2 separate regions of the Homo sapiens genome follow, and region 1 is linked to region 2. A link is a contact called in ENCODE Hi-C or POLR2A ChIA-PET data. All regions are on one chromosome and are shown on one strand. The core of a region is the stretch at or near the end of the contact, and the rest is flanking DNA. Distances in the headings are between cores, read along the strand shown.

What was found. Hi-C counts contacts between places; a loop is a spot of excess contacts on that map. ChIA-PET counts read pairs that join two places held with the same protein, here RNA polymerase II (POLR2A). Pooled maps may share reads with other maps.
Region 1: a loop to region 2 is called in a map of PC-3, with 2.8 times the contacts of the local background. The contact joins the promoter of LINC02294 here to the enhancer-like site in region 2. A Hi-C loop is called at or near these places in 3 of 168 maps with a recorded cell type or tissue (CD8-positive, alpha-beta T cell, PC-3 and sciatic nerve) and 1 of 50 pooled maps. POLR2A ChIA-PET finds 5 or more read pairs at or near these places in 1 of 52 experiments (activated CD8-positive, alpha-beta T cell).

The regions. Positions count from the first base shown.
Region 1 is chr14:26,820,495-26,825,353 of GRCh38, reverse strand. It overlaps LINC02294 (long intergenic non-protein coding RNA 2294), which reads left to right and starts at 3,234. Exons shown (of 4, transcript NR_110033.1): 1 at 3,234-3,350; 2 at 4,564-4,662. It overlaps LINC02293 (long intergenic non-protein coding RNA 2293), which reads right to left. Exons shown (of 5, transcript NR_110557.1): 5 at 4,651-4,832.
Region 2 is chr14:26,774,505-26,779,376 of GRCh38, reverse strand. All of the region lies in intron 3 of NOVA1-DT (NOVA1 divergent transcript), which reads right to left. LINC02294 (long intergenic non-protein coding RNA 2294) reads left to right here. Exons shown (of 4, transcript NR_110033.1): 4 at 3,678-3,882. Among named protein-coding and RNA genes, the nearest start is that of LINC02293, 32 kb to the left of the region's middle. Within about 2 kb of position 3,381, at least 3 of the 41 ENCODE cell types and tissues checked have a DNase peak (open chromatin) inside an H3K27ac peak, as active enhancers do; they include PC-3, where a contact is called at or near this core.

The DNA.
Region 1 (4,859 bases), core at 1,985-4,484, 46 kb before region 2:
AAACACAACCAATAAGCCAATGACTTTCAAACCTCCATCTGCCTCGTTGACAGTGTAAGTCCGCTTTTCTAGGATAACAAATAAATGGAACATAGTGGATTTCAGCAACATGGATTTCTTGTGCACAGCACTCCAGTGCTTCAACTCCAGTGGCCTTAACTCAAACAGCTCGGTGTCATGTGTCTTCTCATCTCAGATGCCAGGCTTAAGGATCATAGAATCACTGGAACATATCACTTTCTTGGTGAATGGGCCAGAAAAAGGGGCCAAACTAAAACATGCAAGCCAATTTAAAGCTTTTTATTACACATAGCAAATGTCAGGTTTGCTCATATTCTATTACCCAGAGCCATTCGTGTGGGATAGGAAGTATGTTCTGCATATAAACATGGCAAGGGAAGGAAGGGGACGAATACTCATGAACAAATAATCCCAGCTACAGCACTACCCTTTTTCTGAACTCAAGGTTCATATGGACATTAGAGCTGCTTAATAACTCCACCTGGATGTTTAACAAACATTTTGCCCTTACCATGTCCAAAATTGAAATTTTGATTTCCAGTGTCCCCTCCAAGCTGCAATTCACTGACCTGTCTTTCCTAGCTCAGTAAATGGCACTATTATCCAGTCTATGTTCCCAAGCACTATTCCCCAGCAGTGTATCCTATCACTAAAGGCTAGTACTTACAGAGTCAAATCTGGGCACTGGATTGCTTATTATACTGGAGGAAAGTTGTGTTTTTATATAATTTTAAACCTTTGTGTTATGAAAACTTTCAATTATATATAAAGTAGAGGGAATAGTATAATGAATTCTATGTGCCCAACTTTAATGACTATCCAATTCACAGCTAATCTTGTTTCACTAAACCTCATTCACTTTACTTCCCAACAGTTTTTTAAAGGAATTCCAGATATCACAACATTTCATCATTGGTATTATACTATAAGAAGAATAATATTTTAAAATCATCAAACAAATCACCATATGCTCTTGGTACCCTACGATAGGCTCCCTTTGCTGCCGGAATAAAGTCTAATTTCTCTGATATCCATAGTATCAGCCCACACCTACCTCTCTAAATGCTTTTCTCTCATGCTGCTGTCACCTGCATCCAATAGACCCTGAAACACTGAAATTTCTGGTCATCTAGTGTTCCCTTTGCCACCAAAGCTCTCCCACGCAATCTTCACATGGCTATATTCACCTTATTATTTAGGAATAAGCTTAAATGCTGACCTCTCAGAAGGACATTCATTGACCATCAGTCTTAATGATCAATATGATTTGTGGCTATTTTTTAGCTTATTATCTGCGGTCTGTTCATCTACTAGAATCTGAACATCTTGAGAGAGAGTTGGTGTTTTTTACTATCCCATCTTTACGTCTAGAACAGTGTTCTTTTGATAGCATGTGTTTAATAGATATTTATTATATGAATATTTGTGGTTGTATAGGTTGGTGAACTTTCTACTACTTGGACCATAATCCTCAGTATTTTCATTTAAAGAGTTAAATCCATTTCACTAAGTTACGTGGTTTCCAAACCTTACTATATATCCTTGCCTAAGATTTGGAATTACAGAAGACAAGCACAGAAATAGGGGAATGCTGTCTTGCCATGTTAAGATTAAATGCATTGATATGCTTGCGTTTCATTCAAGTGAAGAATGAGGGATGTGAACTGGATTCAGGAATGCACAAGGCACTGAAGAGCAGCGAAAGGTAGATCCAAAATTCCTCTTGGGACATAATTTAAGACAGCTTGACAGTAAAAATGAAAGATCAAAAAGGTTTAAATTCTTATTTCTGCTATTGTGGCTTCTAGATATAAACTCAGTTCTAACACATCCAATAATTTTGTATGAATTTTTTTTTGTTAGCCTATTACTCAACATAAAACCACTGAGAATCATCATCTCTGTCTAATTTTTGACCACATTTAAAGCAAATGGACAAGCAATAAAATAAAATATGCAAGCAATAAGCAGAAGGCAGCATACAAGGAGGGCTCGTCAGTAAAGATTGTATCACCGAGATCAGATCTGTGGGTGCTGTTGCGGGGATGATTAGTAAACCTTGTTAACTTTCCCATTATCTATCTCCAAATAATGCATAATGTGCCAGTGTGCCGCCTACAAATGCAGCCACCATCACCACTTCCAGCCGGATTACTGCCCCTAAGCTCCTTGTTGAGAGAAATTTAGGAGTTGCCAATAGTTAAAGGTATTTTAAACCAAAAATTTATTACCTAGGGAGATTTTATTTATGAATAAAGTTTCTTTCTACCACTTCAAGTGGATAAGAAGACAGAAAGAAAATAAATTGCTCTTGACATTAAAACTAGAGAAGCTAGAAAGAACCAGGACATCCCCTGCAGTTAACTTCAGCATAAGTCAAAGGAAAACATGGAGGAAACTTGTTAGGCTGATGGAATTTACCAGTTTCCTTATCTTTCTGTTTTGTGTTTTACATATTAACAGTGAGTTACTAAGGTGAATGCCATGTTAGGAAGAGAACACAATCATCATGATAGGAAGACCAGTGTATCTGCTACAATAATTTCAAACTTAATTATGAAAAATTGTAGTTTTTATTTTCTATAACTCAGTCTAATTTAACCCTAACTCCATTCTGCTCAGGAGAACAGAAACATAATTTGCCACTTCAAAGCAGTCTAGAGGATTCCTCTTCCTGTTCCCTTTCTTCTTGGTATTGTGTATAAACGCCAAGGTCACTGAGGTGAAATGTGACATGAGGTGAAAGGTGGCATCTCATCCTTCATCACTACCTGCCTATCGTGACATCCACTAAAATATATCCTCCATCTGCTTTCTGGAATTAATACCTTCATGATGATATCAATTGAGGTATACAGTTCTCATGTGGTCTCTTATCATATGATTCATGCCATGTATGCTACTGCAACTCTCCTCCAATTTGACTGGCAAAGCTATGCCAACCTTATCCAGAAAAACTATCTGTCTGTACTGTAAGTCTTGTTGGTGCATGGAGAACTGATTTAGCCGTTTCATTGTATCCTCTACTGCCAAGAAGGAACATAGAATGTTGGCAGCACAGATTTTATCTAATTGCAGATCCCTCAAATTATTAAGGGATTCCACTTTGTCCCCATCAGTTTAGAATTAACTCAAGTAAGAGAGGAGAGGGCAAGAAACACATACCAGCCTCTGGATTGCTAAACTCCTTCCTTCAGATTTAATGATCTTTCTCTAGTCTCTGGTCTAGTATAGTTTGGGAAAGAACTCCTTGTGTGTGATCATGTTTGTTTGCTTGTTTTTCTCAAATCTTGTTGTCTTATACCTGAGAACCACTTCGAATCTAAAAGGTAAGAATTTTAGGTCTATGCCTTTGTTCTGCTGTTTTCCTGAGACTGTCCTCCCTTAAAATAATGAATGCTTTCTTGTGTTGCTGCCTGGAATGAGGAAGGAAAGTACCTAGTGACACAAGGAGATGTAATGTTTAATACTTTAACACTTTGCAATACTAGTCATCAATAATAATTTTTCCAAACTTAATCATTTAACTAATGACAGCTTAGTATTAGCCTTTATGTTACATGGCTATAAAACGTCTTATAAAGATGTAGTTTGAATTTGCTTCATGTTAGATTCTCCTTTTGTTTATTTGGGAAAATAACATCTACTAATTTAAAATTTGTCACATCCAAAATTTGTGCTATAATAGTGGTAAACGATGGTGTATCAGAATTCTCTCTTAGCTATTACTGATGTGTTTAATTTACAGCATGGAAAGAGTTTAAGAGCTTAAAGAAGGAATCTTGTTATTTCTTTCAAGATATCAGTAATATTTATTCATGAATAGCCACTTGTTCTAATATTTTAAGCTAAACTGAAAATTATTCAGAATATTGTAGCTGAGGTAATTATCAAAGCTGTTTCATACCAATTACAATTTTATAGACAAGCTAACACAAGCCATTGTGCTCCTTGCCATACAGAATTCAAAAACTGAAGACAAAATTATTTTGCAAATTTATAATAAGAGTAATCCAGAACATAGTAATGAGTATTCAGAATTTTGTTGATTTATAATTTTTAAGGTAGCTTTCAGTCTCAAGCTCCTTATGTTCACTAGCAACTCCATGAAATGTGCACAATGACGTATTTTTATTTAAATGATAAGCAATTAGATTCAGAAGAGGTAAAATATTTACTTGAAGTCATGAGTCACAGATATTCAAAAGTAGAGCTAGAAATATATGATCTGAAAAATAACCCCGTAGTTTTTCTACTTATTATCCCCCTTGAAATTATGTTTGAAAATCTGGATAATGTTTTAACTGTATTTAGAGATGGGTTCTTTATATCAGCAGCACAATGTAATTAAGCATTCTTATGAAAGTTATGACAGGCCTCACAGATTGTAATTTGTAAGGCTTCGATAGATTGTCTTATTTTCTGAGTTATGTGTTATGCCGGAATAGTTTAAACAAAATATAGTTTGCTCTAATAATTCTTCCGCAGTCTTATTTACATTACTAAAAGGCTTACTAATGCATTTTTTGATATTTTGCACAGATAAACATATACCTAGTTCCTTCCTGAAATACCAGAAATTGCAAGCTTGTCAAATTGTGATTAATGAGGATTTACTGGATATCAACATATGAGTCTTCGGTAAATAATGTTTATTCTTTTTAACTCAATTGCATTATTCAACAATGAAGAACAGAGCAATGATAAATAACATGCTAACATGATAGAGATTTGAGTGAATGTTTTGTCTTCACACATCTTCAATGATTTGAACAAATTCAGAATTCATTACTGCAGTTCTTCACATAAAACTAAAGAAAAAAAAGATCAGTTCAATT
Region 2 (4,872 bases), core at 2,132-4,631:
TTATTCTCCTTGACAATCAGCACTTCTCTAAAACACACTCAAAGACATAGAAATGGGTGATTCTGCTTTGACAGCACCTAAACCATCTGCGTGGTAGGGTTGTTTGTCCAGTGACTTGCTCCTTGCAATTACTAATATTGCTCAGTAAAGAGGGCTAAGTTTTTCACTCTTTCTAATATATGTAAAAACCTTGTTTGTAAAATATTTTACTATCAATATATGCATTTCAATCATAGCCAGTCTATGTATCCCAAGCTAAATTCTTTCTTCAAACAGAAGTTCATATCCTGGAATATTTTGCGCCTGTTAATTTGAAAGCAAAATTTGGATCTGAAACTTTTTTTAAATTTTTATCTAAGCACTTCTTTGCAGCTGTTCAAACTAGTATGATAATATGAAAATCACATATCATTTATTCAGGAGGGAAATTAACTTTTATAATAATATACATTTCAGAAATTTTCCATGTAGATAAACATTGTTTTTGTCCCCAAATTTAGATTCTCTTTACAAAGATTTGTTCTGTCACTGAATTCTTCTTTCTGTAGTTTGAGAGCTATATATGAATACACAAATAAACTGGAGCAGTAGTCATTCATTGGAAAGCAATACTAATACTAATATTAATGCCATTTGTATCTTACAAAGAACTTCTCAGAGTTAATTATAATATATAGTATTATATGCAAGTAATTATCACTTGCATATAATATAGAAAAGTATGCCTGCTTCAGTATAACCAAAGCTGAATTTGAAAATATTTCCAGCACAAAATCCATTTTTAAGTATTGGTGATCATTAAAAAGTCAGGAAACAACAGATGCTGGAGAGGATGTGGAGAAATAGGAACGCTTTTACACTGTTGGTGAGACTGTAAACTAGTTCAACCATTGTGGAAGACAGTGTGGCGATTCCTCAAGGATCTTGAACCAGAAATACCATTTGACCCAGCAATCCCATAACTGGGTATATACCCAAAGGATTATAAATCATTCTACTATAAAGATACATCCACACGTATGTTTATTGCAGCACTGTTCACAATAGCAAAGACTTCGAACCAACCCAAATGCCCATCAATGATAGACTGGATAAAGAAAATGTGGCATATATACACCATGGAATACTGTGTAGCCACAAAAAAGGATGAGTTCATGTCCTTTGAAGGGATATGGATGAAGCTGGAAACCATCGTTCTCAGCAAACTAACACAGGAACAGAAAACTAAACACTGCATGTTCTCACTCATAAGTGGGAGTTGAACAATGAGAACACATGCACACAGTGAGGGGAACATCACACACTGGGGCCTGTTGAGGGGTGGGGGGTTATTGGAGGAATAGCATTAGGATAAATACCTAATGTAGATGATGGGTTGATGGGTGCAGCAAACCACCATGGCACATGTATATCTATGTAACAAACCTGCACATTCTGCATATGTATCTCAGAACTTAAAGTATAATTAAAAATAATAGAATAAAATAAGATAAATAAAGATTGTTAGCCATTAACAAATGACTCTTTAAGAAACAACACACATTTTGATTAGGAGCAAGGAAATGTGGCGAAGATTGTAAAAATTCCCATCAGATTTTAACATTAATACATTGGTCAGGCTAAGAGTTAAATCAATGAAGGATGAGTGATGAGAAAACTTCAAGTATACCAAGAGAATCTGGGCTAAAGTACAGAACCATAACAAAGAAGATCTGCCAAAGAAAAGGAAAGAAAAAAAATCACAGAATGGTACCCTCAATTTCACTGGTCATCTGCTAGAATATTTGTTTTAAGATCTTGATTTCTGGGTTTAAAAGATCACCAAGGCTGGGCATGGTGGCTCACACCTGTAATCCCAGAACACTGAGAGTCCAAGGTGAGCAGGTCACTTGAGCTCAGGAGTTCAAGACCAGCTTGGGAAATAGGGCAAAACCCCATCTCTACAACAAATACAAAAATTAGCGAGGTGTGGTGGTGCGTGCCTGCAGTCCCAGCTACTTGAGAGGCTGAGGCAGGAGAATTGCTGGAGCCCAGGAGGTCGAGGTTACAGTGAGCCATGTTCGTGCCACTGCACTCCAGCCTGGGCAACAGAGTGAGACCTCCATGTCTAAGGAAAAAAAAATCATCAATTTTCTTCTCACTCTAATACATCATGGTAATAATGACCTGAATTATGTTTCTGTTAAGGCCATCTTTTAACAGGAAGATAAACGAGAAAAGAATAACTTCACATTAACACAACGGTACTTATAAAATTTAAAAAGTGATTATTATCAAGCTTCCTATTTCCTTTATAGATACAAGAAGAAATACAATTCAATTTGGAGTTGACAAGAAATTGTAAAAAAGCAATCGCTTATTTTGAACATGGACTCTGTAAACATATTTGAGCTGCTGAATACTTCACATGTATAGCTCTGCCAGATTTTAGTGGTCTTTAGTCTCAGTTTGGCACCTCTAAAGTTCACACAAACTGTTTCAAAAGGGAATTTGCAAAACAAAGAAAGATCAAAGTACATTTAAATATGTGGATGAGGCTGAAGTATCTGTCAGTGGAAAAGATCTCCAAGATAGAAACTGTGATCTTTAAAAGACAGTTTCTGTTCATCAGCAGAACCCCAAAAAAAATCGTTTTGTTCCAGAAGATGAAACCAAGGCATTTTACAGTTAGATTTGGACGATGGGCTTCCTAATTAATTCATGACTTCTAGCTCTGTATGGTAACATTTCTAATCCATTTCTTGAAGAAGAATAACACCACACAATGAAAAGTTGAATTTATTAAGAGGCCAACATTAGGAATGGGCAGAGACTTAGAATTCATGTAATAAAACTATCTCATGTTACAGGCATGGAAAGGAAGGCGTAGGGAGGGAAAGTGACTTGCCAAAAAGATGACACAACCTTTCCTCTAAAAGGAGGAAAGAGACTCCTCATCTCCATACCCCCTGCCAAGTCCCCCTTCCCCTAATATTAAAGCACAACAAAGAGCAATTGAATGTGAGTGAATGATCTACCATACGTCATACTTGAGTTTTGGCAGCATTTCACTACTTTTTGAAACCATAGTGATCTGAGTTACTAAAGATTGACACTACTATTTCGGTGAAGTTTATTGTTCACATGAAACCATTACAAAGTATAGTAAGAGACAGAACAAATTTGATTTTGAAGTTGACTTTTTGTGCTTAGAGCATGTGATGAGGGAAAATGTTCTGACAGTTCAAGCTTACTCAAGCTTAATGACAGATCTAAATTGGAGCTTGGAGATAAAAGAAATTCTTTAGTGATGCCTCAGTTGTCATTGATTGCTATGAGCAATTTTAAAGCTATTCAAGATGAGAATTGCCAGCTTGGTTCTGAAAGGGGAGAAAGTGGTACATAAGATTAGAGGCTGGTACAAATGCTATCTTGGTTTAAAAAGAGAGAGGACAGTTTAGTATCACACGCATAGGTGATAATCGTGACTACATATAGACATTTATCAGCAGGAAATGACTCAATGAATGTTTAGGGTAGTGTAAGCACCAGCTGTTCTGAGGAAGATGAAAATGAAAAGCAGCTTCACTTATAAGGATCACCAGCAGCAACATGGCTGGGGAGGGAGGGGGAAGAAAGTGGTTGCTAAAGCTGAGAGCTAATAAAAAATAATAATAAACTATCTTCATAAATTACAGGATATCGTCCTTCTGCCTGCTGAAAATCATGGAATTAAAAAGATATAGAGTCCATTCTGAGAAATTCAATTTCATCAAATGGAAAGTGAAAGCATCTCCAATTCTATATATACACTGAAGCCTTCATGCCCCATTTACACTACTTGTATCGAATCCCGTAATAGGTTTCTGCCTATTGAGTCCAAATAAATGGTGGTTATCAAAATGTTCTATTTTTAACTGATCTTTTAAGTTGCTTTCTCTTTAGTATTTTTCCTGATAAAATATCCTAATTCCTTAAGGCTGTTAATTAATTGATGTGCTTTCCCCTAAATAATAGTATAGTTCATTTAAAGGTAGGAGCCAGAAACAGAAACATTCAGCAATCTTTAAGATGTTTTTTTTTTTTTTTTTTTTTTTTTGACAAAAAGAGTTCTATCTACAGGTAAGATAGAGGGCCCCGGAAAATAATATAGCCCCAGCGGAGATTTTTCCACTGGAGCACACATCTCTTACCTGTTTGTTATCCTCTAAATATACTGTGCATATTCACACTCAGTGCCTTTTTAAAAAATGAAGCTGTTCGTCTACATAAAAATGGCTTTTCCAAGACTATTCACCTAGTGTATATAACTCATTCTCTAATTCTTAACTCCAACGTCACTTTAGTGACCGGAAATCACATGTCAGAGAGAAATAAATATTCTGCCTTTGTATTTCCATAGCACACACCTCCAACATAGCAGTATCACATACAATTAATTTGTATGTCCATTTCCTTCACTACAAGAAGTGCCCTATAGAATATTATTTGTCCTGTATCTGTCACAGGAGTTAATGTATTTTCTAGGACATAGCAAGTACTACAGAATGTTTGTTGAATAAATGAATAAAAGTGGACTTTATCAATAGGATTGTATATTTCTTTGCTTTCAATGGGAATTACAATAAAAAGTAAAATCCATCTACAGACAACCTTGCTGGTGAATTTTTATTTCACATATATCACAGGAATGTATATTTTACCTTAATATGTCCTATGCAAATATTTCATTATGTCTATTTTCCGCCTATTTATTGTTAACAAAGAAATTGCACAGGAATTTATGAGTGTGTTTGTATTATGAGATAAATAACATTTCTTCCTTTGTTTTGCAGCAAAATAGAAGAACTCACCAAAAATGGTATTTTCTGTTGACCTAGACTAGGACTGATA